7 separate regions of the Mus musculus genome follow, and regions 2, 3, 4, 5, 6 and 7 are each linked to region 1. A link is a loop called in an ENCODE intact Hi-C map of the cell type or tissue named here. Cell type or tissue: heart. All regions are shown on one strand.

Region 1 (4,000 bases):
TAACATCTACATGTGGCAGCCTGTATCTACCTGTAACTCCAGCTCCAAAGAATCTGACACCTTCTTATGGCCTACACAAGTATGTATGTGTCTACACACACACACACACTCACACACACACTCACACACACACTCACACACACATACACACTCACACACACACACACAATTTCTTCATCATATATCATTAAAAGGACATGCCCCCTCCTTACCCACAGCTCATTCACTGTTCCTTGGGAATAATACTCCCGTTTCTCACTTGTGTTAAAATCTGCTTAGATGTATGCAGAGTGGAGTTGAGGAAGGGCCCGACAGTTCAGCACTGAGATTTCTCTTTCTTCTGCAGTGCTGAGGATTGAACTCAGTCCCTAACACATGCTAAGCAAGCTCTCTCCCACAGAGGTCTGTCCCCAGTGTCAGTATTTAGATTTGTGATGCATCCTTCCGTGTTCATGCTGGCAGGCTGAGTTGTGACTGGTCATCTGTACTACAGTCTTCCTGGCTTCATTTCCTCAGAAAACAAACCTTCTCAGCTTTGGAGTGACCAATGGGGGTGTACTGGCTGATTTCATGTGTCAACTTGACACAAGCTGGAGTTATCACAGAAAAAGGAGCTTCAGTTGGGGAAGTGCCTCCATGAGATCCAGCTGTGGGGCATTTTCTTGGTTGGTGACCAAGGGGGGAGGGCCCATTGTGGGTGGCGCCATCCCTGGGCTGGTAGTCCTGGGTTCTATAGGAAGGCAAGCTGAGCAAGCCAGGGGAAGCAAGCCAGTAAGTGGCCTCTGCATCAGCTCCTGCTTCCTGCCCTGCTTGAGTTCCAGTCCTGACTTCCTTTGGTGATGAACAGCAGTGTGGAAGTGTAAGGTGAATAAATCCTTTCCTCTCCAACTTGCTTCTTGGTCATGATGTTTGTCCAGGAAAAGAAACCCTAACTAAGACAGGGGGCTTACCCAAGGGCCTAGATGTTCCTTCTACCTACATCCTATCCTGTTTCCAACTCTACCCGTCTTCTAAGCTTGAAGCTTGAGGCGACTTTAGTGTCCTGAGTTTTGTTTGATGGACGGTCTCCCTGTCAAGTCTGGATGCCCTCTGTGCCAGATCCAGGCAGTCTCTGTTAACTCAGCCTGCCATCCAATCTCTGCTTCCACTGTATTGCTGAAATTCAGTTTGTGCTGGTCTAGCCTAGGGTACTCTAAAACTTTTAGCGTTCATACCTCTGTATTTCTTTATACTGATAAAGATTGATATATATTCTCTCTTTCTGGTTAATAGAGAGCAAATAAACTTTAAAGAGCCAGTTTGAAGATAAAACTTAATTAAAAAAATCTCTGTTTAAAAATTTACCTTTTAAACTTAGCATACAAAGTGGTGGACATCATAATGACATTTTCATACAGATGTGTCATTATATCCTAACCCCACTGCCTCTCCATCACCCCTCCCCCTCCTTAACTCCTCCAAGCCCCCAAATGGTGACAGATGAAAACAAACTTTTATGATGTTCCTTTTCTGGAACCCTTGAGTCACTTCCAAGAGCTCTTGGGACACGCCCACACCTACATGAATGGAAGACCGTTGCTTGCTTCAGTGACAACATTTACCTCTCCAGTGTACATAAGTTTGGAGCGTTGCAGCTCAGGCTTTGTGGACATTTCCATAAGTCTCACAAATCCTCTCTGGAGAGGGTGTGGCAATGATTTCTGTGTGTGTGTGTGTGTGTGTGTGTGTGTGTGTGTGTGTGTGGTGTGGGGTCAGGGGTCTAGAGAGGAGAAGAGAAAACTGGTACTTGAAGCCCAACCCCATCACATGGCACAGTCTGAGTTTAGCTTTCCTCCCTGAGTGCTGCCCACGGGGGGTTGCCTCCTGTCAGTGACTAAAACAGGAGATGAAACTAAAACAGAACAAAAAGAAAAGCAATATTTCTGATCCCCAGGCAACGGCAGCTCCCTGACACCCCACCTTACTCTGCATCCGACCCACGCTCTCCTCCACAGGTCAAAGGTGAGTGAGTCCATCCACATAGCACCTTGCATGTATGGTTGACTCAGGTCTCGGCAGTGAGAATGAGAGGTACCTGTCTCTCCTGTCTTCCCCTGCAGGCGCATGCTGCAGGACCCCGAGACCTCCGGCAGGGAGGATCCCAGCTGCTTTTCTCCACTCCACCACAGCACCCGGGCCCCTGCCTGAGCATCCATCCCAGAGCATGGCTGGCCAAACCCACAGCAGTTTTCAGAACGGCTACCCGGAATCCAGTCACCCCGCCACCTGCCGGCACCAAACGGGGCCCTCCCGGTTGGGGACGAGTTGCTCTTTCCACCAGCAGCCTTTGTGCCACGTTCCTGGGTAAAGCATAAGATATTTAGTTTGGAATCACTTCAGCATCCACAGCTGGAGTGCCAGAAGGGACCACGGCAGCCTGTCCAGCAGGTGGCAGTGTGGAGGCGTACAAAGGGACCATGAGGACCTCTGTTCCTGATTTAGACAGTCTTCACTAAAAATCTCCATTCACGGTCCTCACCTAACAAAAAGTTAACATGTCAGGAATATGTATAACAACCCCAGGTGGCGGGATGAAGCACCGCTTGCTTAGGCTGCTTCCAGCAGAGGACCGCAGGGCAGTTTGAGTTGGGTCTTAGATAACTGTCAATCAAGGTTTCTTTTTCTTCTTTCCTCTTTCTGACCTCTATTCTTCCTTCTCTGCAAAGCCAGGGCCATCTGTGAAAGTGATCAGGTTCTGTGCGAAGAGAACTCATAGATGTAAAACGTACACCTGCATGTTCAGTCCGTGTCTCCTCTGCTTTGACACTATACCTTTCAGGCAGGTGGATCTTCCATTGGTTGTCTATAGAAAGACTACATTTTAGAACAGTAGCGCCCGAGAGACCTTAGAGAACTGGAATTAGACTTGGGAAATCAGAGAGCAAAGGTCTGGGGAACTCAAGTTTGCTCTCGTGCAACGAGCCAAGTGGCTAACTAACCTTTCTGTTTCTCAACTTTTAGATCCTCGTTACCCCCGACAAAGAAGAGAAAGCACTCGCAGATACAAGAGGACTCGTGGGACTGTAGTTCATGGGCCCACTACTTCAGACCAAGTGAGCGAGTGTGGGTTTGTGACAAAGTCAAGGCATGAAAGCCTTGGCTGTCGGGTGAAGGCTTTTGACCTGACTCTCAGCAGCTCCACACAGCTGTGTTCCCTCTCATAGAAGACAAACAATAGGCTTTGGGACTGTATTCCAGTCCCATTGATGTATCTTTCCTGCAGCTCAGTCACACAGGTGCCCCCGGGGCACCTGCTGCTCTGTCTCTCCCATTCAGGTAAAATGCTTCCTCTTTTAGGAGAAACATGTCTCAGACAGACTGGCTCCAACCCAGGGAAATGGTATAAACAGAGCTTCCAAGAGCCAATTGGCTGCCTGTTTTCTTGTCACCTTCTGTAACTTTCTTGTGTTCAAGTATAGGTCGGGTGTATGTATCTACATGTGCATTATCTTATATAACATGTAGTGCATTTGTTTTGAGCTCAAAGGGATGGTGTTGGCAAAAGCTTGCTTGGTCCTTTGGAATCTGAAGGTGAACTGCTGGAATTTTTAGGAGAAGGGATAATACTCTAGGCCAATCCTGCATGCTACTAGAAACATTCAAATGTGTGCAGTGTGAATCGTGCCCCAAATTCAGTGTATAAATCCCACGTTCTGGGAGTCGGTTTTGTGAGAAACCCAGGGGTTCCTCCTGTTCCTGTTCCCAAGCTCTCACGATGCATGTTCTGAGAGGAGGGGCTGCTGCTTCTTATCAGCTGAGGTCGCTTTGCCTTAACTAACCCTGTGGTAGGAGAGGACTCTTTCAGAGACCACTGGTTTCAGGCATTGACGAGTCTGTACGTGGCTTTGTTGTTTGTGGTTGTGTAAAGACAATGACATCACCCTCTTAGCCAAGTCCCAAATGTGGTCATCTCTGAGAGCGGTCATGTTAGGATAGCATGGACATCAGTTCTATTCAAGTT
Region 2 (4,000 bases), 380 kb after region 1:
TTGCGTCCACCCCCTAGGGGTCGTTCCCGCTGTCTGGCACCTATTTTTCCAGGAAAGTCCACCGACGCTCAAGGCTCCAATCGTGTTAGCCTGCACGGTCCCGGTGGCGGCGTGGGATCCGCGGGGACCTCCGGCTCCCGGCCGCTCGCCTGTGGGCATCCCCCCGCGTCCGCGCCGGTGCCCTCTGTCGCTCGCCGCCACCGGAGCTCCCTTTGCCGGTGCGCCTGCTGCCCCGCAGCTCCCCGGATCGGAGTTTGAAGATTCCCGCTTCGCACGCTCACGCCATCCTCCCCCACTTAAAAAAATTTTTTTTTTCTCTCTTTTAACTTTCTCCCCAGCCACGCTCCCTCGGTGCTAAGCGTTCGCCTCGACCGTCTCCGCCATCTCTCCAGGTTGCATCTGGCGAGGATTCCGAGAGCAGCTCGCGGCGGCCCGGGTGCTCGCCCACGGGAGCTGCGGGGCGCGGCGCGGGGCGGGGCGGGGCGGCGGCGCCCAGGGCGGGGAGGAGCAGCCTCGCTCAACGCGGAGCCAGGGCTCAGCAGCCCAGTCGCTCCCAGCGTCGGGGCGCCGGGCGCTCGGCCGCGGCGATGGCAGGCGGGCGGCGCGCGCGGGGAGGCGGGCGCGGGGCGCGGAGCGCGCGGGGGCGGGGGCGGGCTCGGGGAGCCCCGGGGTGCCGGACGCTGTGAGGCGGCGGTGGCACCCGGGAGCCCGGCCTCGGGCAGCGCCGTCGCCGCCGCCGGGGGCGTCGCCGGCCTCGGCCCCTTTGTTCTCGCGCGCGCCCCCTCGCCGCCCACTCCCCTGCTGTCGCGCGGCGGCGGCGGCGGCTCCTCCCGCCCGAGGCGGTTGAGCTCGGCGCCGGGGGCGGGAGGGGGCGGGGAGCGCGCCAGCCGTGGAGAGTGGGGGGCGATGGCGAAGCTCAGGGTGTCTTACGAGTACACGGAAGCCGAAGACAAGAGCATCCGGCTCGGCTTGTTCCTCATCGTCTCCGGCATCCTGTCGCTCTTCATCTTCGGCTTCTGCTGGCTCAGTCCCGCCTTGCAGGATCTGCAAGCCACGGCGGCCAACTGCACCGTGCTGTCGGTGCAGCAGATCGGCGAGGTGTTCGAGTGCACCTTCACCTGTGGCACCGACTGCAGGGGCACCTCGCAGTATCCCTGCGTCCAGGTGTACGTGAACAACTCCGAGTCCAACTCCAGGGCGCTGCTACACAGCGACCAGCACCAGCTCCTGACCAACCCCAAGGTAAGCGCGCGGGAGCTCCCGCCTAACAGTGCAGGTTCGGGGCCAACGTCCCGGTTAGACCCCAGGGGAAGAATCGAGTGCACTGTCCTCGCTCGGAGTTGATGCGAGGGAGGCATGAGGTGCATGCACGCATCCCTGGAGCCCAGGGCTCCAGACCTCGGGGTGTGTTTGCCTACTGGGCGGTGGTACGCGAGCCTCTCTGCAAACAGATCTTTTCTGTTCTTAGATTTTTTTGAGCTCCGGACCACCCCAGGTCCAGCGCCTGCGGGAAGGGGTTGCCTAAACTCAAGGAGCAAAGAAAGTTAACTTTTCCTTCCAATGTAGCCATGGGATAGCCCAGGACCCAGGTACTCCAGTATATGGCCTGAGCTTCTATGGGGCTCAAGAACTCCCTTCTTTGAGAGGTTAAAGGGGTCTCTTCGCTTCTGGAAAGTATCTTAAGTGACTTTTGAATTTTAGTTCTAAACTGAAGTTTTTAACTTGAGGTCTACAGATAGACTTGGGATGGTGAGGGTGGGGTCAACAGCCATCAGGAGGAATCCAAGAAGAGATTCTGATGAGGTCGGGTTGGTTTGCTTGGTGCTGGTGGTGGAGGCTGAAGGGTCCTAACCACTCTGAGTGTTTGGGCACAATGAGAAGCTGTAACTAAGGAGTAAGTAGGAGAACAACTTACCGAAAATAGAAAGCCCTTGATGACATATACCAAGCAGCGGTTTCCTGACAACTTCTTTTGTTGTTACAGGGGAGGAAAAAAAAAAAAAAAGAGGGAAAAAAATAGATAAAACCTGGTTAGGACTTTCTAGCCTCTGGAGAGCAGAGAGGGAGACTCAGAAAACTTCCCCGGGGTAGGAAAGCACTTATAAAAAGCTGTGTCCCCAGTCCGTGAACTAATTGAGCCTTGCAGTGTGCCTGCTTCTGCAGGAGGGTTCTTTGATGCCTGTGTTCCTTTCTGCTGCCAGCTGAAGGTGTGTATATATATTCAAGTTACTGAGTCCTTGTACTTCCTGGGGGCTGTGCTGGAAGACAAGCAGAAATCATTCCAAAGAAAATGAGTCCTGTGCGTGCAGGAACATGTTCTCTTAAATGTGACCAGATAGATTAATCGGAATTCATTATTTTAAACAAGATCACTACCGCTGTGCAGAGAAACTCGGGCGTAACTCACTTATTTGGAAAGTTAGAAGAAACTAGTCTTTGAACATATGATGGACTCCTCAATGGAAAAGTCTCCCGCTAGTGCACGGAGGCTCGTTTGCTTTTAAAAATGGAGCTAATCCAAGAACAGTAAGTGTAGACGTGAACATTTGGAATCCAGTCTCTAAGGACCAAGGTCTTGCCGAAGTGATCGGTCTCAAAAACAGATGTGGGTTAATCTGCATAGTGCTTGAGAATTTAATAAGAGGTCTGGTGGCTTTGAGAAAGCATTGTAAAAATCAGAATTAAGTGAAAAATATCTAAGAAAGGTGTCAAGTAGTAACTTAGTGATTTGGAAGGTGCTCTGTAGTTTGCCATACAGGTGTAGTCATAGTTGGTGAAACACTGCTAATTATTTTTGAGATAGTCGTTTAATCAATTATATATGTGTGTGTGTGTATACATATGTATATGTGTATACATACATACATATATGTGCATATACATTCTTACAAGGTAAATTCTAACTTGTATGGTTAATATCTAATTTTGGTGTAGACAAGTTAGGATTTACCACAGAAGTCAACCAAAGTTTCCAGGCAGTTTTGCAGGATTCTGGCAACAGGGATAAGTTGGAATCATTAGGACATCGATTCTTAAATAACTTGGAAGCAATCACAATGTTTTATGTAATATTAAAATTCTCTCTCTCTCTCCACTTGCAAATAATCTTATCCCCCCCCCCCCATGCCAGTTAAGAACTTATCAATAGTTGAAGAAGTATCAAACAAAAATCGAAGTGGTCAGAACTGGGAAAAAATGACATCTTTAATGGTCCGGAAGGGTGATAAATGACCTTTCCATCAATTTATGCAAGATTTCCTCTGCCAAATACGCATCTCTTTGTCCAAATTGTGATGTATTGTAGTATTTATAGAACAAACATCACTTTTTTTTCCCCCAATTAGATGTTCAATTTGGAAATTTTTGTAAGCACTTTAGTAATGGAAAAATCTCAGTGCACCGAAACACCATGTTAGGGTCAGACTCGTAAGAAGATTGAGTTTCTGTGGCGTCCTTGCGCCTAGACAATCCCACTGCCCAGTCCTGTTGCATATCGGCTACGCTGAGCTATGCCCTCCCTTACTTACTTTTAATTTTCCAGTCTGTTCCTTTCGTCTTCCATCTGCTTCTCACATTCTCTCCAAACCCAGGCATCCCAAGAAACTGTTAGGGAACCACCTCTCATCTACATAGAGCAAGCATCTTCTCCTGGGCCTGTGCTCAAAGTATTACATACAGCCCAAGGCAGGGAGGGGACAGATGGTCCAAATGTACAGCTGGTTGAGCCGTTGACTGTGAGGCAAGTGCTGGCCTTTAGAGTATCGTTATGCTCTGCTCAGTTTCTTTACGTTTTTCATCAAATCCTTGTTATCTCAGGGGATCACTGTGTTTCATGGCACAGTATTCGGATCAGGCAGGGACTTGATAAAGGAGCTGATGGATCACCCATAGCCCAGTCTACGTTCCGGTGTTAGCGTCCTCTTGCTGCTGCCCCAGCATTGCATCACCTCTGTGACTCAGAATGGTGGGTGCCGAGTGCTCTGGTCCTCAGCTACGCTGT
Region 3 (4,000 bases), 650 kb after region 1:
GGTATTGTGGAGTCTAGATCAATCGCATTTGTGAAAAATCACCCAAAGTCTTTTGATTGGTACAGTCTGAGTCATTTGATTTCCAGAGCTCTGCTTCTGGTTTGGTCGTGACTACTGTCTTCACACCAGGGGTCTCTCAGTGCTAGGTTGTTGTTGTAAGACCCTTTCTGTGACTTGGACCAAGATCATGGAGACCACAGTTCCCAAAGAGAACATTTACAAAAAATTACACACACACACACACACACACACACACAAACACACACTGTAGCTGTCTTCTTCAGACACACCAGAGGAAGGCATTGGATCCCATTACAGATGGTTGTGAGCCACCATGTGGTTGCTGGGAATTGAACTCAGGATCTCTGGAAGAACAGTCAGTGCTCTTAACCTCTGAGCCATCTCTCCAGCCCATAAAAAGAATAATTTAAATACAGAAAAACAGATCAATATTAATGTATATATGCAGACATTTAGACATGCATGCCTTTACATGTGGGTTTTGATGTATATATTTAAATGCAATGTGTGTGTGTGCATCCATATGTATAATCATCCCCAAGTCTCTGCAAAGGATCAGATCTCAGATCCAAGCAGATGCCCGCACCATCAGAGGACCACACACCGTTAGTGAGCTGGTGCTGCTCCTGCATGTGACCCAAGGCATCCTTCCGTATGGTTCAAGTCACTGCTTGTTTATATATAGCACCTACTACAATGTGGATGCCATGGGTACTGTTGTAGTATTTAATGGGTAGGAACAGGAAAAACATCTGTGCATGTTTGGCACGGGTGCCATCATTCCTTCCCCCACACATGCTGATCTACACTTGGTTGGATCCACACACTTGGAACCCCTGAGCAGGGCAGGCAAACTGCACAGATGTCTACATGGGTGAGATGGATCTCCTCTTCTTCCTCCCAGATGTTCCTCCGGATGTATGAGACTAAATTCCTGGTCCAGACGCCATTCAATCTTTTTTTTTCCCCCCTATAAACTCTATTAGGCCTTAACATTCTGCTTAGACTATGAAAAAGTTTACAAAGTTTCCCCAAGCCTGTTAGAACAGGCTTGGGAATGGCTACTCTAAAGGTCATCTCAGCTAATGTTGCATTTAAAACAAGCTGTGAGGCTTTTTGGTCCTGTTTTGTTTAAGACAAGGTCTGTTATAACCCAGCTGGTCTGTAACTCACCATGGCACCTTTCCTCCAGCTTCTTCTACATGAGATTCTAGGAACTTGGTGCCATGCCTGGCAAAGCTCTGAGTTCTGAAATTATAGCCACCTGCTTCTGAACTACTGCTCCGTCTTATCTGAGGGTCAGTGGCAAGAGAGAACGGGGAATGGAGACTGTATTTAGGGAAGTCCAGTGTATACAAGGCAATAAAAGATCAGGAAAGCATATGGGCATGACTGAACACTAGGCAGATGGGCCTCTACCCCTAGGAAGCTTACGACTCAGTTTAATAAACTATACAGTTCAGTGCTTTATGAGGGGTAGTGACTTTGAAAAACATAATTACATTTAAGCCATGTCTTCATGATTATATTCATTATTACTATTCTGAAGTTCTTTGCATGACAATACTATTTGACTTTATGTACAAACGGCCACCCTGAGGCTATAAAAGTCCTGGGTGGCATCGAAAATAAAACATAGTAATTCCAGAGAGATGAGCATTGATGTAGTGTATAAAGGGTTTCCCAAGGCAGCCCTCCTCAGCCTTTACTGGGATCACTCTAGCTTTGTAAAACCAACCTTGGGACTGTAGCAAAGGGGCCTTATTGTTACTTTGAGGAGGACCGCTGTTTGAGTGCGCCACCTACAGGTCATATAGAGAACTACACATCTAAATTAGAAAACTCAAAGTCACCCATGCTCAAAAAATACTTAATTTAGAACATAGCCTGGGGGGCGGAGGGAGGCTCCACCTTCTCAGAAGAGAAGGGGAGGGGAGATGGGGGCAGGGATTGTGGAAGGGAGAAAGGGAGGGGGCAGCGATTGGGATGTAAAGTGAATAAACAAACAAACAAACAAACAAACAAATAAACTGAAAAACGTATTTAGCAAAAAGATCTCTTGTTCCTTTGCTGCTCTCAAAGGTTTTCCATTCAGGACAGAGGAAGTAATAATTATGAACTTACCTCTGTGCATATGCTTCCAAAATCTCTTTTAACCAAACTCCTAAATTGAATTTGCCCAAACTAAGCCAACAATAAGAAAAAAACAAAAAAACAAAAAAACAAACAAACAAACAAACAAAAAAAACCCTAAAACACCCCTGCTAAGAAAACCCAAACCCAAACCTTCAGATCCATCTCTCTCTCCTTTTTGTACGCTCAGTGCCTTAGTGCATACATATGCTTTCTACTTTTTAACAATTTATCTGAGAGCAAATTCACTTTACCACATATGGCTAAGCACAGAACACCCCTTTTCTCCAATTTTTTGGCTGGACTATGTCTATTGCTCTGCCCCCAATAACTCACCGAGGAGGGAGAACATCATAGCATATACCCAGAGTTCAAGTGATGTACTCTACAAGCTGATTTAAACGAGCTGATTTAGACTCTTGCATAGAACCCTGGCAGTTGAAAAAGCCACCATCAGTAGACCAAGATGATAAAGCTCTCTGCTCAAGAACTGGGTGAACAGGGCCAGACGGTGTGCAGAGAGTGAGGGCCCTTGGGATGCTCGGCCCTAAGTGGGATCCCTTCATGCAAACCCTCCCCTCAGAGCTCAGGAAACCCCGTGGAAGAGGAGGCAGAAAGAGCCTAAGATCTAGAGGGGACAGAGGACACCAAGGAGACAGGGCCTACTAAACCCATCTGAACACGCAGAGGCAGAGGCCTGCACAGGGCTGCGATGGGGTCCTGGAGGTGAAAGAAGAGGCAGATGTGTCCCATCCTTAACACAGAAGCTATCTACAGCTGATAACCGCTTCAAATAAAGCATTAGGTTTCTCAAAGGGAGTCTCGCTGGAGAAACTACTCTTCAGGTTAGGCTGTGCACCCAGCGGACATGCAAAACTAACTCAATTGCATTTTTGGAAATTCCCACTTTCATAATGTTGTGTCTTGGCATCCCCCTCCTCCTCCTCTCTCCTCCCTCCCCTCCCTCCCTCCCTCTTCCTCCCTTTCTTTTTAAATTTGTTTTCCTACAGGTCCTTTGCAAGGCACAGAAAGGGGGGAGGGACCTGAAGAGGAGGGGAGGTGTGTGTGTGTGGGGGGGGGGGGGACTGGGAGCAGTAGAGGGAAGGGAAACCATAATACAGATACATTGTATGGATCCCCCCCCCCCCCATCCGAGACAGGGTTTCTCTGTGTAGCTCTGGCTGTCCTGGAACTCACTCTGTAGACCAGGCTGGCCTTGAACTCAGAAATCCACCTGCCTCTGCCTCCCAAGTGCTAGGATTAAGGACAAATATTTTTAATAATATGGAAAAAAAGTAAAATTCAGTTTTCCCAATTCACAATTTCACAATTAGGTGGCAAATGAATCAATAAGCTGCCTCCACTAGAGGGCAATATTTCTCTATATTGGATTCAAATGAACCTGGCCCTAAGCACAGAAACTGATTTGAGAATCTCTGGCCCCTATGCCTCTCCCGGCGTGAGGTCTTGCTAAACGGGACAGCACTTTAATTTATAATATATTCACACATACAAAAGAAGGCAACCGGTTTCAAACTAACTTAATTTGGCTCAAGTTACCTGCCTTTGATGATACATCATTTTGGGATGTTCTGTTAAACGGAGGTCATGGGCCCAAGCCCAAGGAAATCTACTGAGAGCGGGAGGGTGCCTCCCTCCAGAGACAAGCGACGTTCAGGTAGCCTGTGGGATGCACACAATTGTATTCCGAGCCGTATGACACATTTCAAACAGCGCCTTGGGTGAGAGCCTGCCTGCCAGGAAAACCCTGACTCAGTATCTAAGATTCAGAGCTGCTCTCTCCAAATAGTATGCTAGGCTTTCCCTGGGAACTGTCTGCGCCTGC
Region 4 (4,000 bases), 320 kb after region 1:
AACTGTTTGCTAGCTTTGCATTGTAATGATGGTACAAATAAGCTTTGCTTGTTTGCAACAGGTCTTCACTGCGTAGCCCCAGCTATACAGCAACTTGCCGTATAAACCAACCAGGCTGCTCAGACTTAGAGCTCCAACTGCCTCTGCCTCTAAAATGCTAGGGGTTAGATATGAGCACCACCTGGCTTTTCCTGAATCAGAGCTGAGAAAAGAGTCATTTTACAATTAGGGTTATAATAGATAACGTGCTTTCTTTTTACTGATTAAGAAGAGCAGACCTTGTAATTTAGCATTAAAATTTCAAAGAAGAGTGAGTGAGCAGTGGGCAAGAACACTTGACAGCCAGCCACGTGTACAGAGGCTGGGGTAGAAAGGAATTTGAGCAACTGAAGGTTTGCCCATAGTGTAATGGTGGGAGGGAAGACTTTTTTGAAGAGAGGTCAGAGAGATTGATTACAGAGCTTATTTATTTGTTGAAGAAATTTGATCAGATTCATGAACATAAATTTTCATTTAAATTGCTTAGATGGAGGAAAGTAGATTTAAGGAGAATGAAGAACAAATAGATAAATACCTGTTTGGATGCTGTTGGAGTACCTTGTGCTAGTAGACTACAGCAGAGAGAAAACTGTTGACGTTGTAGATGCTTAGAGTAAGTAAGTGTTTGGAGTTTGAGTAGTGTAGACTAGTTGCTGAGATCACAGAGGCAGGAGGAATTCGTGCTGTCGTTACCTGTACTCTGCCCTGTTGACCTGGCACTGGAGGGCCTGCTTTTCTCACCCAGCACTTTCCTCAGAACCTGTTCTGCTTGCCATAGAGAAAGGGTTTTGTTTGGCTTGGAATTTGTGGGTTTTTTTTTTGAGGGGGGGGGGGTGCTGTTTTTGAGTTAAGCTTCATGTATCCAAAGCTGGCCTAGATCAATCCCAGAACTTCCTGCTTCTGTCTCCCACGGCTTGGAATTCTGTGTGCTGCAACACCTGCAGGAATCGAAAGCTGTGTTTCCCAGGTCTCTCCCTGCTGAGCTTTCTCCTAGGGGTTTGTCTCTGAAGCTGCTCTTCTCCCACTTTACTATAATTGGTTAAGGGTTTGTTCAGGCATTGCACTCATTCACGTTTCCTTAGACAGGCTTATGACCTTGTATTTGAATTTCCTAGTTCATTCACAAATGTGTCTAACCAGATTGTCAGCTTGTTCAAGACTACAGCTTTTATTCAAGCTTTGTCATTCGTCAAGTAGGGTTTTTCAGAATGCATGTAGTTTCTTGAACATTAACTAAGATACATGTAGGAAGGAAAAAAGCAGTCAGTTAGAAAGCCCTGGTACCATAAAAGCAAGACATGCTGGATGTGAAGAGAAAATGGAAGATCATGAGTTGGTGCATCAGTTTTAAATTTGTCTCCATTGATGAAGTTATACTTTGGGAATACAAATGCTAGAACCTTCCGTTAAGATTTGAGAAAGGTTTTGGAATCATTCTGTATTTGTTACCAGGAAAGAATCCCTTAGTCCTGAGATGATCTTTTCTCAGGGATCAGTCACACCCAGTCCAGCATTTGCGTCCTCTGGATCTCAGGGAAGAGTGGTCCCAGAGCTCTTGATGGAAGGCAGGCTGTTTGCTCAGTATTGTTATTCTTTGGATATAGCTACACCTAGGCCATCCTACTTTTTCTATTTCCAGCTCTTGCTTCTGGTTCTATATGAAGCCACAAGTGTATTTTCAAGTTAAATTTACAAAGTAAGCCGAGCAATGGTAGCGCAGAGGCAGGCAGATCTCTTGAGTTCGAGGCCAGCCTGGTCTACAGAGTGAGTTCCAGGACAGCCAGGGCTACACAGAGAAACCCTGTCTCGAAAAACAACAACAACAAACAAGCAAACAAACAAAAAATTTACAGAGTATTATAGTGTTATTTTCCCCACCATTTAAAAACCTTAGAGCCTTGCCACCACCCCTTTTCTCCATCATAGTCTTCCTTAGATAATGTTGTCTCTGAAATTGTTGGTTAGATTATCTAAACTTGAAGAGTTTTCAAAAAAATTTTATAATTATGCAGACTTACTGAGGCTGGCTTTGAATTAGTGCATGTAAAATACTAAGAATACCACAGGAAGGGATTTGAGAGATGGCTCAGAGGTTAAGAGCACTGACTGCTCATGCAGAAGTCCCAAGTTCAATTCCCATCAACCACATGGTGACTCTCAAACATTTATAATAGGATCTGATGCCCTCTTCTGGTATGTCTGAAGACAGCTACACTCTACTCTTATAAATAAAATAAATCTAAAAAAAAAAAAAAAAAAAAGACTATCCCAGGAATGTGAATTGGGTACTGTGCCCTCCTAAGTAATAGCATAGTACAGTTGGACATCCACGCCAGCTTAGCGCCTCCATTCTGCCCCAGCGTAGTTCTCTGTACTTTCTGAGACAAAGAATTCTTTTTGAAGAATGAGCTTGGTAGAGAAAATTTAGTATAAGCTAACCTATCTGTGTGCTTTTAAAAATATATAACTTATTAAGTCAAAGGAATGATGAAAATGTTTTGATTCAATGTCTCCCATATGAGGAATATTACATTTTGGTATATAACATCATTCCTAGGGGAATGTTTGTGCATTTTATAATCTGGTCTGAGATTCAAGAAGTCAGTCAGTTTGTAGTGTAAGTCCTTGATCAAAGAATGTAGCAATCCTTGTTTCTGATATAAAGAGGAAATGTTACTTAATTTAAACTATTTTTTTTTAAAAATACTTACAAAATTTACTTTTTATTTATACAGTATAGTGAGGCGTTTCATTATAACATTGACACACACACTTTTTCATTGACAGAGTGTGGTTTCTAGATTCCCCTTATTCTCTGCAGAAAAAAATATTTTTCTTTTTAATGTTACACGTATCCACTTATCCTTATCTGCTCTTCTTCAGAGTATTCAGTCATCTTTTATCCCATCATCTCTCACCACATCTGCCTCCTTTGTAGCCTTAACCATCGTCCTGCATCACCACTTTCCTAACTCCTCCTCCCCTTCCATCCTCACACAGTCCATTTTCACACACAACTCAGGATCAGTTGTAAACATATGGTAAGTTATATCACTCTTCTGAGCCTCTTCAGATACCAGAACTCTTGATTTTTCCATCTCACATAGATAAAATAGAAAGTCTGCAGGCTTCCAGCGTTCTATTTGCTATATAGTGGCTTACTGGTGGATTACTTAAATTCCACACAGTATGGAATGCAGCCTATAATACATCAGTCATACCCCAGAGGGATTTGTCTCTGTATTGAGGGCTCTTTCTATAAGCATTGCCCTGTGGCTTTTTATTTTCCCTCCTTTTTTTTTTCTTTCCATTTTTACTATGCTTACTCATTGTAAAAAAACATTTTGCTATCCTGGTCCCTCATGTGTAGAATGAAGGCCCACCTGTTCTTTAAAATAAATCTAGCTTTAAGAAAAATAATACCCCGTCCCCTTTGTATTCTGCCATGGATGAGAAGCTCGTCATCCCTGAGCCTAACTCTCGGCAGGGTTCAGCGGTGATTGTTGTTAGTTTGCTGTTAGTGAAGTCCCGTCAGCGGTCAGTCTTCTCGGTGACATGTGCTTTTCCCTTCTCTTCTCCCTCTGCCCCACTTGTCTCCCTTTATACCCGACCCCTGTACTCAGTTGAGAAAAGGCAGAATTGGTAGGAAATATGCATTCCTGCATTTTATGGGAGACATTTTATTTTCATGGTATTAGGGTGATTTATTCTATATAATTTCAGTTTTGGAATTTTAGGAATTCCAGGAATTTTAGGAATTTAGAACTGGCCTTAATGATATTATGTAAAACATTTCACAACAAAGTTGACCGTGTATTATTTTAATTCATTCATGAGTATAAGTTTAACCTGGATGTTGAGCTATGTGTGCTACATGCTGTTACCCATGTTTACTCTTTCTCAGAAGTAGAGCTCATTAGCAAAGGTCCTGTAAAGACAGTTTTAAGTAGATTTGTAATGT
Region 5 (4,000 bases), 640 kb after region 1:
ATTTTTGCTTAATTTTAACTTGCCTTGCCTTCTTTTTTAGTTCTAAAGCTCTTTACATATGATAGACAGTAGATCTTTATCAAACACATGATTTATAGTGATTTCCTTCTATCTCAGTTGTCATCTGGTTTTCTGTGGTGGCAAATACCTTTATGTGCCGTCAGGACTGAGACACAGATGTGCACTACTTTAGCTATTGGGAGTATTTACATGAGAGTGTTTTGGATGAAATCAACATTCAAACCAGTATATTAGCAAATCAAATTGACCTTCATAATCTATAACTAATAAGTTAGGCATAGTAAGAGATCAGTAATAACTAACAAATATCAGTGCACTATAACCATAGCTACACGACTGTAGTATCGCTCTCAAGACCTCTTATTGCTTGCCCTTCATATCTGGTGATGTGAGCTGGTGCACCCTTTATTGTTGAGACAAGGTGAGCTAGATAATGTAGGCATTGGAATGCCGTGTGAGGCGAGCATAGAAGGGCTGTCTCAACACCAGCATGGGGTATTGCATTGTGTATACTACACACATATACACACACAAACACACACACACACATACATACAGACACACAAACACACACACACACACAAACACACACACACACACAGACAGACAGACAGACACACACACACACACACTTAAAGATGAAATAAAAAATGTCTTTATGGTCCACCTGCTTTATATATGAAGGCATCTGCTTTTTAAGCCTTATTGTTATGGGTTGTGACTATTTTATGAAGACAACGATGCTTTCGTTTCAGCAACAGTCTTCGGCAATCTAAATCCTTACGGTTTTTCTCTATTGTAAACAGGGCGAAATGCAGACAAATCCCTAAAGTTTTATAATGATGAGGGACTTGAATCTGTCGATGGAACATATTCATATCAGTTTGTATATATTAAAATAAAATAGGAAATGTGACTTTTGGACTTTTTTTTTTTTTGCTTCCATGTATCTGAGTTATCAAAGTCTATCAAAGCAATGTATCAAATGTATCAAAGAAAATGTATCAAAGACACATTTTCTATCCAAGCCCCTGTGTCAGATGAGGACATGCAGAAAAGTGTGAACTCAATAAAAAAAAAATTAAAAAAAAAAAAAAACAACTGAAATGCTTAGGACAGTCTGTTCAGAGGGACAGAGCTCATTAAGGGAATGCCACAGGCCAGTTCCTGGACTTCAGCTCCACACCTAACAAATTCCAAAAGTTCTTCAGACCTAAGCAAGTCAAAATACACTACGGAAATCATTTTTGACAAGAACTCTTGGGCTGAGCTTTAAGTAATCAGTATCTGGCCAGGACAGGAATCACCCAGTATCCTGTGGAGGGAAACAGCTGACGTGAGACCCACGTCGCTCGCCTTCCCTCTCCTAATCAGGCTTTCTAATGTACTGCCAATTTACCCCCAGGCTGTCCTCGATAAGGCCTCGGGGTTACTGGAATCCAGGGTTCACCAATGTGAAGTCCTGGGGTGTCGGGCTGCATCTTTTCTTGGAGTGTCTTTCTCCAATGCAATTGTGCTTCGTGGAGAAAGTTCTTTTCAGTTTGAGTCCTAAACTAACCTATAACCCCCATCTCCCACTAAATTGCATATTTTTCTATAGAGAGAAGAGGGCAGAAGTCTTTTTTTTTTTTAGACTGAGCAGCTCAGAGACGTCCAAGCACCGCATAGAACACAGTGAAGGAACGGTCAGAACCCTTCTCAGGGATGCCGAATGACAGTCTTAGGGGCTGCAGGCTTAAGTAGGAAGCCCTGCTTGGTGCATTTGGGTCTGAACCAGTGCAGTGCCCCCTCTGGATGTCAATTAGGGACAAATGGGAGGAGAGCTTTTTGGTGGCTCCTTTCCGGCCTTGAAATCCTTATAGGGCCCTTGATCCTTGTTTATTTTATTTGGCTTTAAATCTTAGAAGGGTTACAAATGTCTCAGGTAGGGTTTTTGATGGCAGAAAAACAGCTGCTTTAATGTTCTTTAAAACAAAAGAAAAAAAAAAGTGGCTCTGGGTCTCCCGCTGTCTGTGTGGCTCACTGGCGCCACCTATAGGTGGTAGGCAGAAAGGCAGCACAGATAATAAAATCTAAGTTCGTTCATAAGATACACTGAGGAAATGATACTATCTGTGTAATGCACACAGACATGGGCACACAAGGCTTTCCTAGTGCACACTTCTAGTGCTCCCTCTGCACATGGAGCCCAGTTACGGTTCTTTTGTTGTTCTGGGGCATTTTCTGTAGTACTAAAACTAGGCCTTGAGATGTTCTTATATATTTGAATATGCTCAACAAAGGGTTGTATTTCCTTGCTCTCTAGTAGATCCCAAACAACGTGACTTCCTGAAAGTCAAAGGTCAGATTTGGGAAGTCACTGGTCAGCAAGAGCATCTATACAGATTCAGTCTAACTTCTTTTTATCCTAAGCACACCAAGAGAAGTTAATATTTGTTTTTTTTAAAGAGTATATATTGCATAAACTATATTTAAAAAAACACTGGTCATAACACATTTCTTGAAAGAAACCTATTGCACACATGTATGGTCTCTGTAGCCTGGCTATACAAAATCTTTTATTATTTGGTAACTTCTGTCAAAAGTCCTAAGGCTCTCAACTTTAGGGGTGAGAACGATACAGGGGAGACCAATGGAACGGTTTTGGTCTGCCGGTTGATCAACATTATACAGTATGAAATTGCTGGCCAGGAATATATAACACCCACGGGACATGGCATCTCACTTGGGGCACTGCCATTGTAAGCCACCCTCTGCGCATGCTCCTCCTCATGGTCGATGGAGCCCTGGGCAAGAAGAACAGGTACACTGCAGATTGCTCCTGTTCACAGAAATTCTCAGGCAAATCAGAAGAGGAACTAATAGGAGTGTGCAAGCGTGCGAGCGAGCGTGGGTGCATGCGTGCAAGCGAGCATGGGAGTGAGCGAGCATGGGAGCGTGCGAACGTGTGTCTGTCTGTGTGTGTGTGTGTGTGTTTACATGCGGAGGGAGCACATGCTAGCTTTTCAGCATCCTTAGATGACTGCAGCAAATTGCATGTAGTCTGACTGCTTACAAGTATTTATTGTATGTCTTGGGATGATCTTGGCTGTCATTAAAACCAGGGTTATGGTTCTTCCAAATTCAGAAACACATGGCGACGTTTTCCCAGGCATGAAACATTTATTATTTTACTTGTCTGAGTAGTATACTGCTATATACAAGCAAATGGACAGGGCAACTCACATCCTCTGGATGAACTCATCTAGGAAGGGTATCTGTGGAGAGCCTTCAGTCGGCAAGGCTTCACTGAGGAGCACTAGATAGGATTCTCCAGTGACTCCATAGCCTGAATCAACTCTGGCTTTAGATGCCTCTAAAGACTGGGGTGGAAAAAAGTACTGAGAAATAGGAACAAATGAATGGTTTGTTCCCCAGATAATCCATCCCTGGATGGATGAACGAGCATAGCATCTTTGGAAAATTTACCCCGTGCAGGATCCACCAAGGACACCTTCCTACGCACTTTCCTGTCTTCTCACTACCACTACCCAGGGTACTTTGCGATCTTGTGCCTAGGCCTGACACTGGCCTCGGGTGAATACGAATATGTTTCCTGTGTAAAAGCACAAGACATTTTAGGAACAGGAAAGGCCCGTCCGGTCCAACATACCTGCCCTTTTTAGGTTTATCTCAATGTCACCTTCGTTCATCTTAGACACACATTTCTCACGATCCCCATCATAAAATTAGACGTGCCTGTTAATATCATTATCTTTAAAGTAATTCTGAAAACATCTTGGAAGCCTGCTGGGAGTTTTCAACTTTTCTATTTTATGGAGACATAAACTCCCAAGTTTGAAAACGGAGACTCCAGAGAAGTTTACTTTTAGGGTTGGGAAGGTCAGCTCACTTGATTTTATTATACACGCTTACAATTAGGAGTTGATTTATTCGTTACGTTCTGGAAACCAGCATTTTCTGTGGGGTATTTGGAGAT
Region 6 (4,000 bases), 390 kb after region 1:
TTTGGTTCATAACTTTTGTTAGCGTCACTGTGTCTCTGTTTAGTTGGTGTTTCCATGATCTGTACATTGCTGAGATTGGGGTGTTGAAGTCTCCCACTATTATTGTGCGAGGTGCAATGTGTTTGAGCTTTGGCACAGTTTCTTTTATGGATGTGGGTACCCTTGCATTTGGAGCATAGATGTTCAGAATTGAGAGTTCATCTTGGTAGATTTTTCCTTTGACCAGTATGAAGTGTCCTTCCATATCTTTTTTTGATAACTTTTGGTAGAAAGTTGATTTTATTTGATATTAGAATGGTTACTCCAGCTTGTTTCTTGGGACCATTTTATTGGAAAATTGTTTTCCAGCCTTTTACTCTGAGGCAGTGTCTGTCTTTGTCACTGAGGTGCATTTCCTGAATGCAGCAAAATGCTGGGTCCTGGTTACATATCCAGTCTGTTAATCTATGTCTTTTCATTGGGGAATTGAGTCCATTGATGTTCAAAGATATTAAGGAAAAGCGATTGTTACTTTCTGTTATTTTTGTTGTTAGAGGTGGAATTATGTTTGTGTGGCTATCTTCTTTTAGGTTTGTTGAAAGATTACTTTCTTGCTTTTTTTCTAGGGTGTAGTTTCCCTCCTTGTGTTGGTGTTTTCCATCTATTATCCTTTGTAGGGCTGGATTTGTGGAAAGATACTGTGTATATTTGGTTTTGTCATAGAATATCTTCTTTTCTCTGTCTATGGTAATTGAGAGGTTGGCTGGGTATAGTAGCCTGGGCTGACATTTGTGTTCTCTTAGGGTCTGTATGACATCTGCCCAGGACCTTCTAGCTTTCATAGAAGCTAGAGAAGTCTGGTGTAATTCTGATAGGTCTGCCTTTATATGTTAGTTGACCCTTTTCCCGTACTGCTTTTAATATTCTTTGGTTAGTGCATTTGTTGTTTTGATTATTATGTGACAGGAGGAATTTCTTTTCTAGACCAGTCTATTTGGAGTTCTGTAGGCTTCTTATATGTTCATGGTCATCTCTTTCTTTAGGTTAGGGATGTTTTCTTCTATAATTTTATTGAAGATATTTACTGGCCCTTTTAAGTTGGGAATCTTCGCTCTCTTCTATACCTATTATCCTTATGTTTAGTCTTTTAATTCTGTCCTGGATTTCCTGGATGTTTTGGGTTAAGAGCTTTTTGCTTTTTGCATTTTCTTTGACTGTTGTGTCAATGTTTTCTATGGTATCTTCTGCCCCTGAGATTCTCTCTTCTACCTCTTGTATTCTGTTGGTGATGCTTGCCTGTATTACTCCTGATCTCTTTCCTAGATTTTCTAATCCGAGGGCTGTCTCCCTTTGTGATTTCTTTATTGTTTCTATTTCCATTTTTATATCTTGGATGGTTTTGTTGCATTTTTTTAAAATCACAAACACTTCAGAACTGTAAAGATTTTGGGGCGATTTTGACACATTTATTTAAAATGCTTTTTTTGTTGTTGTTGTTGATGTTGTTCTCTTTCATGAATGAAGATGTCAAGTTTTATTTCCCCTGGGTTGAAATTTCTTCAGCCTTTAGCAGAATTGCATAACCAGATGAGTTCCTAGATCAACAGCACATTTATATTACAATTAACATAATTACTCACAGGAAAACAGTGAACAGAATGGTGTTTCATATTACATATGTTTCTAACCATTTCTCATTCTGTGCGTTAGGTGTTCTCTAGGACATAAACCAGTTTGCAAGAATTTGTAAATTTGATTTTGTAGTAGTGCCCTCTTCCTTTCTTTAAAAATAACCCGTTATCATTGCAAATCACAGCGTTTGTAATTTTGTTTCTATTTTTGTCGATGAATGAATTCAAATTAGTTTATGTGTTTGCAGAATCCAGAACATTAGGTTCCCACAAAGGTCCCTGTTACTTTGTGCTCTAATACCATGTGGTCCCATATAAAGGGTGACTCATCTCATTAGTGCCTTGGGCATGCGGATGATGAAACCTTCACCTGGTGTCCGCTGGGGCAACAGGAGACTCTTTCCTGAGCTGTCTCTCCAGTCCCAAATACAGTTCTCTTTCGCTTTAATTTTCTTTAGGACCCTGTCACCAGTCCCTTCATGTATGGTCTGTTTCATCTTCCAAGCCGCCATTTTTCGAAGTGTGGCCAGCATTCAAGCAGCATCAGCGCCATCTGTGGGCTGGACAGAAATGCTCATGCTCTGGTCTCAGCCTCGATTCCACCCAAGTCCCATGGTCAAATCCAACCATAGCGCATAGAAAAAAAAAAGAAAAAAAAAGATTTATAGGCTGCTGTGTAGTTGCTTGCTAAGCATGCACAAGTCCCGGAATCCAAAGACAAGAAAGGAATGTAAATCTGTAGAACAAAATTTCTAAATAGGAATTAAACATGTTTATGTGTATGTGTTTAAGAATATGTATTAACTGTAAATGGACCAAATACCCCAGTTAAAAGACAGGGATTGTAATTCAGGAACATCAAAATCAAATATATTATAGTTTTAGGAGTAACACTTTTTTTTTTTTTTTAAGCAGGGATATTGAGAGTAAAAGTGAAGAAAGAGACATGTGCCATACTAACAAAAGGAACAAAGTGGGAACAACCAAATAGAGTTCATGTATGTGTATGTGTGTGTGTGTGTGTGTGTGTATACACACATAGATAGATAGGTAGGTAGGTAGGTAGATAGATAGATAGATAGATAGATAGATCTGTATTTTATGACTTGGGCTTTGCTGATGTGGCTTTGAAGGACTTTGCCAAACCCTTCCTCTCAGCCTGTTATGAGGAGGTAGAATTGCTTTGAAGGTTCAGACTAGGGAGGTAACCAAGTCTTCCTTCAGGATATCAAGGAACCGGACTGTGACGACCAAGAGAGTGGGATCACAAGTGTATGATACCCTTGGAGGAAGTCTGAGTCAGCCACAATGGGAAGGTCACAAGCCAAACCCTAGACAAACACGCTCCCCACTTGTGTGACTTCAGTAAGACTCATCACCCGAGTGAGTAGTGGAAATCCACCAAAGAACTCCAAGACCACAAAACCAACTTGTGCACAGTGCAGAGTCCCTGAAGTCAGCATGGAGTGAGTGTCACCTTGACAAGCTTCCCGTGGGACACAGTAATGAGGGGAGCTGAGCTTCGGGGTGTAGAGTGTCCTCGCTGGTCACCATGGCAACACATGCATATTGGAATTATCTTTACCCTTTCTGTAAGTTGTACCGAAAGAAACATCCACCGAGATCCTTTAATTTGTATCATTTCTTTTTCAAATAAGGAAATGAACCCCCAACAGACGAACAAGAAACGATCAGCTACTAAACCACTGAAGGCCACGCGTTAATGTTTTTAATATTGAAATCCGTACTCTGATTTATTGACTGAAAGTGAGTTCGTGGAGACATAAGAGAACTCATTATGATAATTAATGGATAGAGGTGTCTTTGGCATAATAATAAATGTTTTTAAACTGATTGTAGTGATAGTTGCCTCTCTGAATGACTAAAAATCATTAAATTGGACACATTAAATGGATGAATTGAATAGTAGGTGGATTGCATTTTAATGAAGCCATTAACACACAAAGGAATTACTATTTTGTTTTGCAAATTTCAGCGTTTTGCATAAGTTGTAAGGATATCTTATTCAGCAGATGATCCTAAAACTGACCTGTTGTTTTGGGGGAAAAATTATTTAAAAGCAGCAACTCAGTAAGAATTACTTGGGGTCTGGTGAGATGGCTCGGCAGGTGGAAGCTGCAGGAGCCTGAGCATCTGCAGTCAATCCCAGCATCCCTTAGTAAAGGAGAGGCCTGCCTTGCAGAAGTTGCCCTCTGACCTTTACAGGCACACTTGTAGCATGTTCATGTCCCCACATAGATCATACATACACATCATGGTCGTTGTCGTCATCATCATCGTTATCATCGTCATCTAAATTACAATGCATAATTTACTTGGAAATTTTATTTGCATAAGCCAGCCAAAACGAGACATTTAATTTAAAATCA
Region 7 (4,000 bases), 270 kb after region 1:
TTCAAGCAAAAGTAACAAAATTATTAGACCTGTTCACTATCAAAAATATTTTTAAGACAAATTGGATAACTATGATCATTATTAACAACTGTTATGAAGCTGTTTTATTGGAGACAGATCTTATAGAATATGTTGTTCAGGTTAGCCTCAAATTTTGATTGACTCTCATGCCTAAGTCTCCACAGTAATAGGTTACAACAAATGTCACTATGTCTGGCTTTGAAGATGAAGTCATTTTGTTTTTACAAGGTATTAATATATATGTATGTGTGTGTGTATATATATATATATATATATATATGTATATATATATATATATATATACATATATATATATATTCCTGTGTCATCTGCAACTAGCTATGCAGACCAGGCTGATCTGGAACTCAGAGATTGGCCTGTCTCTGCTTTCCATGTGCTAGATATAAAGATCTGTGAAATTATGCCCTGAAAAGAAGTTTTCGGTGCGACAGGATGATTTAAGATTTTTATTGAGTGCATACATCTTTTATTGAGTGCATACATCGTCACGTTGAGCCATCAATACAGCCTTTAGCAAATGCTAGGACGTTCATGGAGTTTTTCCTAGCATCCCTGTTCCACACATTAATTAAGAAAATGGTCTTATCTCACCTGGTAAAGTCCAAGCATAGCAATACTCTCAGACCTTCCCCAGTGACAGCAATGTTTAAATTTTGACAAAAATGTGTTTTTAAGTTAATATACGTAAGAAGAGTAATGAATTAGAATATTTAATGTTACTTAATGTGATAATGCTACTACATACACATTAAGGGCTCCCAATAACGAGCAGCCAGATTAAGGTGCTCTGCATTGCATGCATTCACGCACATGAGCTGCACACGCCTAGAGTAGCCAGTCTTTGAACACACTACCTTATGGCAGTAGATGCTAACTTGAGAGGAAGAGAAAGCAGACGAGACAGGAAGGCACGGTTGGGGGAGGGGCCATGTAGGACTGTGTTGTTCCTTCTTGAATTTCCCTAAAGTGAAAAACCAACAAAACACAAAACGGTGAAAAGGAGTATTTAATGAAATGAACAACCTAGCAAAATAAACCTTTTTTTTCTACTGGCTACACCAGTTCCTGTCCGCATTTAAACAAATTTGCATATCTGCTGATACTGCATATCTGCTATGTCAAATTACTTTCAAAACCATGACAAAGGTACTTTTAATTTCACCGTAGGCTATTGTATCCTATTTCTTGCCTTTAGCTTTCTATGATAAAAATATATATCGCTTCCGTTTATCACAGAATCTATATCTAACTATATAGACTGGCGGGCTGGAAGGAGGTAATTTATTAAACTACAGCAGAAACTTTATTTACTTCAAATGAGTAGTAATCCGCATTAGTAAGCTCTACCACTCAAACATGAACAGCGATACGTTATGAAACTCGCAACTTCAAAGCACAAAGAGGCTTTTTAGCAAGTTAAGTAACCGTAAAACACGAAGTTTGTGGATGTTCAAAGGTGTAAACTAAGAGTATTACAGCAATAAAAAGTAATTTCACTTTCAGGGACAGTCCGGCTTTGGAGAGCAAAACACTTTAGTTCCCAACCACAGCCACCGTATTTTCAAAAGGTCTAGTGGATGAGCCAGCTGGTCACTAAGGTTTACCAAGGGCGCGCCGGGCGGGAACTAAATAAAGTGCCACAAACACCGTTCGGTTAGATTAAGTACTCCCGGCAGTGCTTTAAAAACACGCTTCCCCCTTACTTCCTCTCACCAGGTTTAGACCGGGGGGGGGGGGGGCAGGTAAAAAAAAGGGGAGCATGAAAAGGAAGAGGGGGCGGCGATCAAACGCCTAGGTTCCAGCGGAGGGGAACTCACTGCTCGGGAGGTGCGGGCGGCGTGCGGCGGGTGTCTGGGGGAGCGCACCCAGGTAGCGCAGGCAGCGGGGCGGTGGGAGGACCGAAGCACCGCAGGCACCGCACCGCACCGCGCCGCGCAGCAGGCTGGGGACAGCCCGGGGACAGCCCGCAGGAGGTGCTCGGGGGCGGGGTGTCCGAGGAAAACACAAACACAAACACGCTGCGCGTCCCCCGGTGGGCGGACCCACGCCACCCTCGGCTTCTCCCCGCCCCCGAGGCCGCGCTCGCCCGCTCGCTCGGACCCCAGGCCGCAGCTCCAGGCGTGGCCGCAGCAGCTCCCGGCGTGGCGGCGGTCTGGCTTCGGGAGCCCGGAGAGGCCGCCCAGGCCCCACTCTCCTCGGTCACCGCCACAAGACAGCGCCGCACCTTCCGCGGGAGGCGGCGGAAGCCCGGGAAGGCTCCAGGCGAGCGTTGTGCTTCTCACGGTCGACTGGCGTACGGGCGGCGTTCCGTCCATTCGGCGAGCCTCGCTCGCTCGCCGGCTTCTGCTGCTGCAGCCGCCGTCGCCGCCGCCTTCGAGCGGAGTCGGAGCGACGGGGGTCACGGCGGGGGTCAGAGGGTAAAGGTCTTGCTCCCAGCAGCCTCCGCGGTGGATACGTCGCCATCTTGGATCCGCGGGACAAGAAAATTCATGCGGTGAGTTTTTGGCCAATTTTCGGAAGTCTGGCGGCGGGGCACGCGGCGGGGGAGGCGGATTGGGGGCCCCCTCAAGGCGGGGGAATGCCTCGGGGCTGGTCCGGTCGCGCCCGGGGTCCGCGGGTAGCGTCCCGGCCCGCCGCTTCCCGTTGCTTTTGTCTCGGCTCCAATCGAGAGAGGGAAGAGCGGAGCGGGCGGGCGGGCGGGCGGGGAGGGGGTGGCGGCGCTGGAGGAGGGAGGGGGTGTGTGGCGGGGTGGACGGGACGTAAAGCGTCGCCGTGCTCGGGCCGCCACCGCCGCCACCACCGCAGCTACCGCAGCCGCAGCCGCTCCGGAGCTTAGGCCCGGGCCCCCGCTGCCCGCCGCGGGGCTTCCCCGGCTCCCGCCGGCGCGGAGCAGCCGCTGCCGCCGTGCTGCTTCCTGGGCTAGGAGAGAAGGCAGCGGCGGCGGTGGCGGCGGCAGCAGCATCCAGGAGCCCCGGCCACTGGACACGGCTCCTGCCTGCCACGTTCCCAGCAGCTGCTGGTCCTTGAAGCTTTACGTTTCTGGCCATACACGCGCATCCTCCGCCACTTGTGTGGTTTTCTTTTCTTTCTTTCTTTTTTTTTTTTTATTTGTTTGTTTGTGTAAGATGGGGACATCGCACTGGCTAACGGGCCTCGGGAGCCTCCAGGCCCTGAGCTATACCGAAGGGGCCTTTCTTGCAAGGTGGAAAGGCGAGAGAGAAACTCAGATGCTGCTTCTGCCCCCGTGCCTGGAGTGGGAAGCCTCTCTAGTGGTGTAGCCTCTTGAGTTCCGATGGTCCTGGGGCGGCGGAGGAGGAACCCGAGCCACTCTTGTGAAGTTGCAAGCCCTGGTTTCTACTTCCGCCGGGCCCCCTCTACCTTTTGCCGTTTTGTTTTAGGTCTTCACTTCAAAGTTTCATAGAAGAAATAAGTTGGGTTAAAAGAAACCCGGTAGTTCTTAATTGAGGTACTGTTTGCTTAGGAGAAAAGCTTATAATTCTTGTTATCTGTAGGCCCTTCGGGAAATCTAATTGTAATTTTATTTTTGTAAAATTATTTCTAAGGTTTTGTTATTTGCATTTACGTTAGATCCAATCAGTACGCTTTTACCTCCAAAAGAAAATAAAAATAAATAAATCTTACACATAGGTACTTTCTTGGAAATCCTAGGGGGACATCTCCACTTTTCAACATCTGGGAAGACAAGTGTTAAGAGTGTTTTGCTTCATTTTCATTAAATCCTTAGTCAAAGATTTCTCTTTAATCATCTGGACAGTTCCTAATAAAATACAGCAATATGATCCTTAGATTATTGGCAAATGGTAGAACGTTAACCAGATCTGTTCACAAGGGACACACTTAATGTTCAAAACTGAATACATTTTCTATTACTCTCTATAGTGAGAAGTTTTAGGGAGATGGAATCGTGTTCCTATAGATTTCCCTTTCCAAATAAGTG

The links. Hi-C counts contacts between places; a loop is a spot of excess contacts. Peaks named below come from ENCODE experiments on the same cell type or tissue, not always from the same donor. Only the 100,000 strongest peaks of a DNase experiment are listed, where the experiment ranks them.
Region 2: a loop joins it to region 1, with 2.3 times the contacts of the local background. A loop is called at or near these places in 9 of 42 quality-filtered maps.
Region 3: it touches region 1 in a loop (2.8-fold over the local background); 8 of 42 quality-filtered maps call a loop at or near these places.
Region 4: it touches region 1 in a loop (3-fold over the local background); 7 of 42 quality-filtered maps call a loop at or near these places.
Region 5: it touches region 1 in a loop (3-fold over the local background); 8 of 42 quality-filtered maps call a loop at or near these places.
Region 6: it touches region 1 in a loop (2.6-fold over the local background); 8 of 42 quality-filtered maps call a loop at or near these places.
Region 7: it touches region 1 in a loop (2.4-fold over the local background); 4 of 42 quality-filtered maps call a loop at or near these places.

What each region holds. Positions count from the first base shown.
Region 1 is chr10:116,847,368-116,851,367 of GRCm38, reverse strand. Myrfl (myelin regulatory factor-like) reads left to right here. Exons shown (of 25, transcript NM_001033333.3): 3 at 1,934-2,001; 4 at 2,100-2,343; 5 at 3,001-3,092. Among named protein-coding and RNA genes, the nearest start is that of Myrfl, 48 kb to the left of the region's middle. In heart, no CTCF peak of the experiment used is centred here; a DNase peak (open chromatin) is centred at 2,417.
Region 2 is chr10:116,470,428-116,474,427 of GRCm38, reverse strand. Kcnmb4 (potassium large conductance calcium-activated channel, subfamily M, beta member 4) reads left to right here and starts at 905. Exons shown (of 3, transcript NM_021452.1): 1 at 905-1,242. The coding sequence starts at 907. Kcnmb4os2 (potassium large conductance calcium-activated channel, subfamily M, beta member 4, opposite strand 2) reads right to left here and starts at 1,265. Exons shown (of 3, transcript NR_130644.1): 1 at 41-1,265. In heart, no CTCF peak of the experiment used is centred here; no DNase peak of the experiment used is centred here; H3K4me3 peaks cover 2,494 bases; H3K27ac peaks cover 1,724 bases.
Region 3 is chr10:116,197,047-116,201,046 of GRCm38, reverse strand. All of the region lies in intron 6 of Ptprr (protein tyrosine phosphatase, receptor type, R), which reads right to left. Among named protein-coding and RNA genes, the nearest start is that of Taf7l2, 85 kb to the right of the region's middle. In heart, CTCF peaks have their summits at 1,822 (motif pointing left) and 3,524 (motif pointing right); no DNase peak of the experiment used is centred here; H3K4me3 peaks cover 435 bases.
Region 4 is chr10:116,529,498-116,533,497 of GRCm38, reverse strand. All of the region lies in intron 2 of Cnot2 (CCR4-NOT transcription complex, subunit 2), which reads left to right. Among named protein-coding and RNA genes, the nearest start is that of Gm31593, 23 kb to the right of the region's middle. In heart, a CTCF peak has its summit at 2,226 (motif pointing left); no DNase peak of the experiment used is centred here.
Region 5 is chr10:116,206,270-116,210,269 of GRCm38, reverse strand. The region is part of intron 6 of Ptprr (protein tyrosine phosphatase, receptor type, R); the gene reads right to left. Among named protein-coding and RNA genes, the nearest start is that of Ptprb, 93 kb to the left of the region's middle. In heart, CTCF peaks have their summits at 1,842 and 2,050 (motif pointing left); DNase peaks (open chromatin) are centred at 1,369, 2,079 and 3,659; H3K4me3 peaks cover 438 bases; H3K27ac peaks cover 567 bases.
Region 6 is chr10:116,462,103-116,466,102 of GRCm38, reverse strand. The region is part of intron 1 of Kcnmb4 (potassium large conductance calcium-activated channel, subfamily M, beta member 4); the gene reads left to right. Among named protein-coding and RNA genes, the nearest start is that of Kcnmb4os2, 9.1 kb to the left of the region's middle. In heart, a CTCF peak has its summit at 2,172; no DNase peak of the experiment used is centred here.
Region 7 is chr10:116,579,989-116,583,988 of GRCm38, reverse strand. Cnot2 (CCR4-NOT transcription complex, subunit 2) reads left to right here and starts at 2,478. Exons shown (of 16, transcript NM_001037846.3): 1 at 2,478-2,536. In heart, no CTCF peak of the experiment used is centred here; DNase peaks (open chromatin) are centred at 928, 2,208 and 2,478; H3K4me3 peaks cover 3,225 bases; H3K27ac peaks cover 2,103 bases.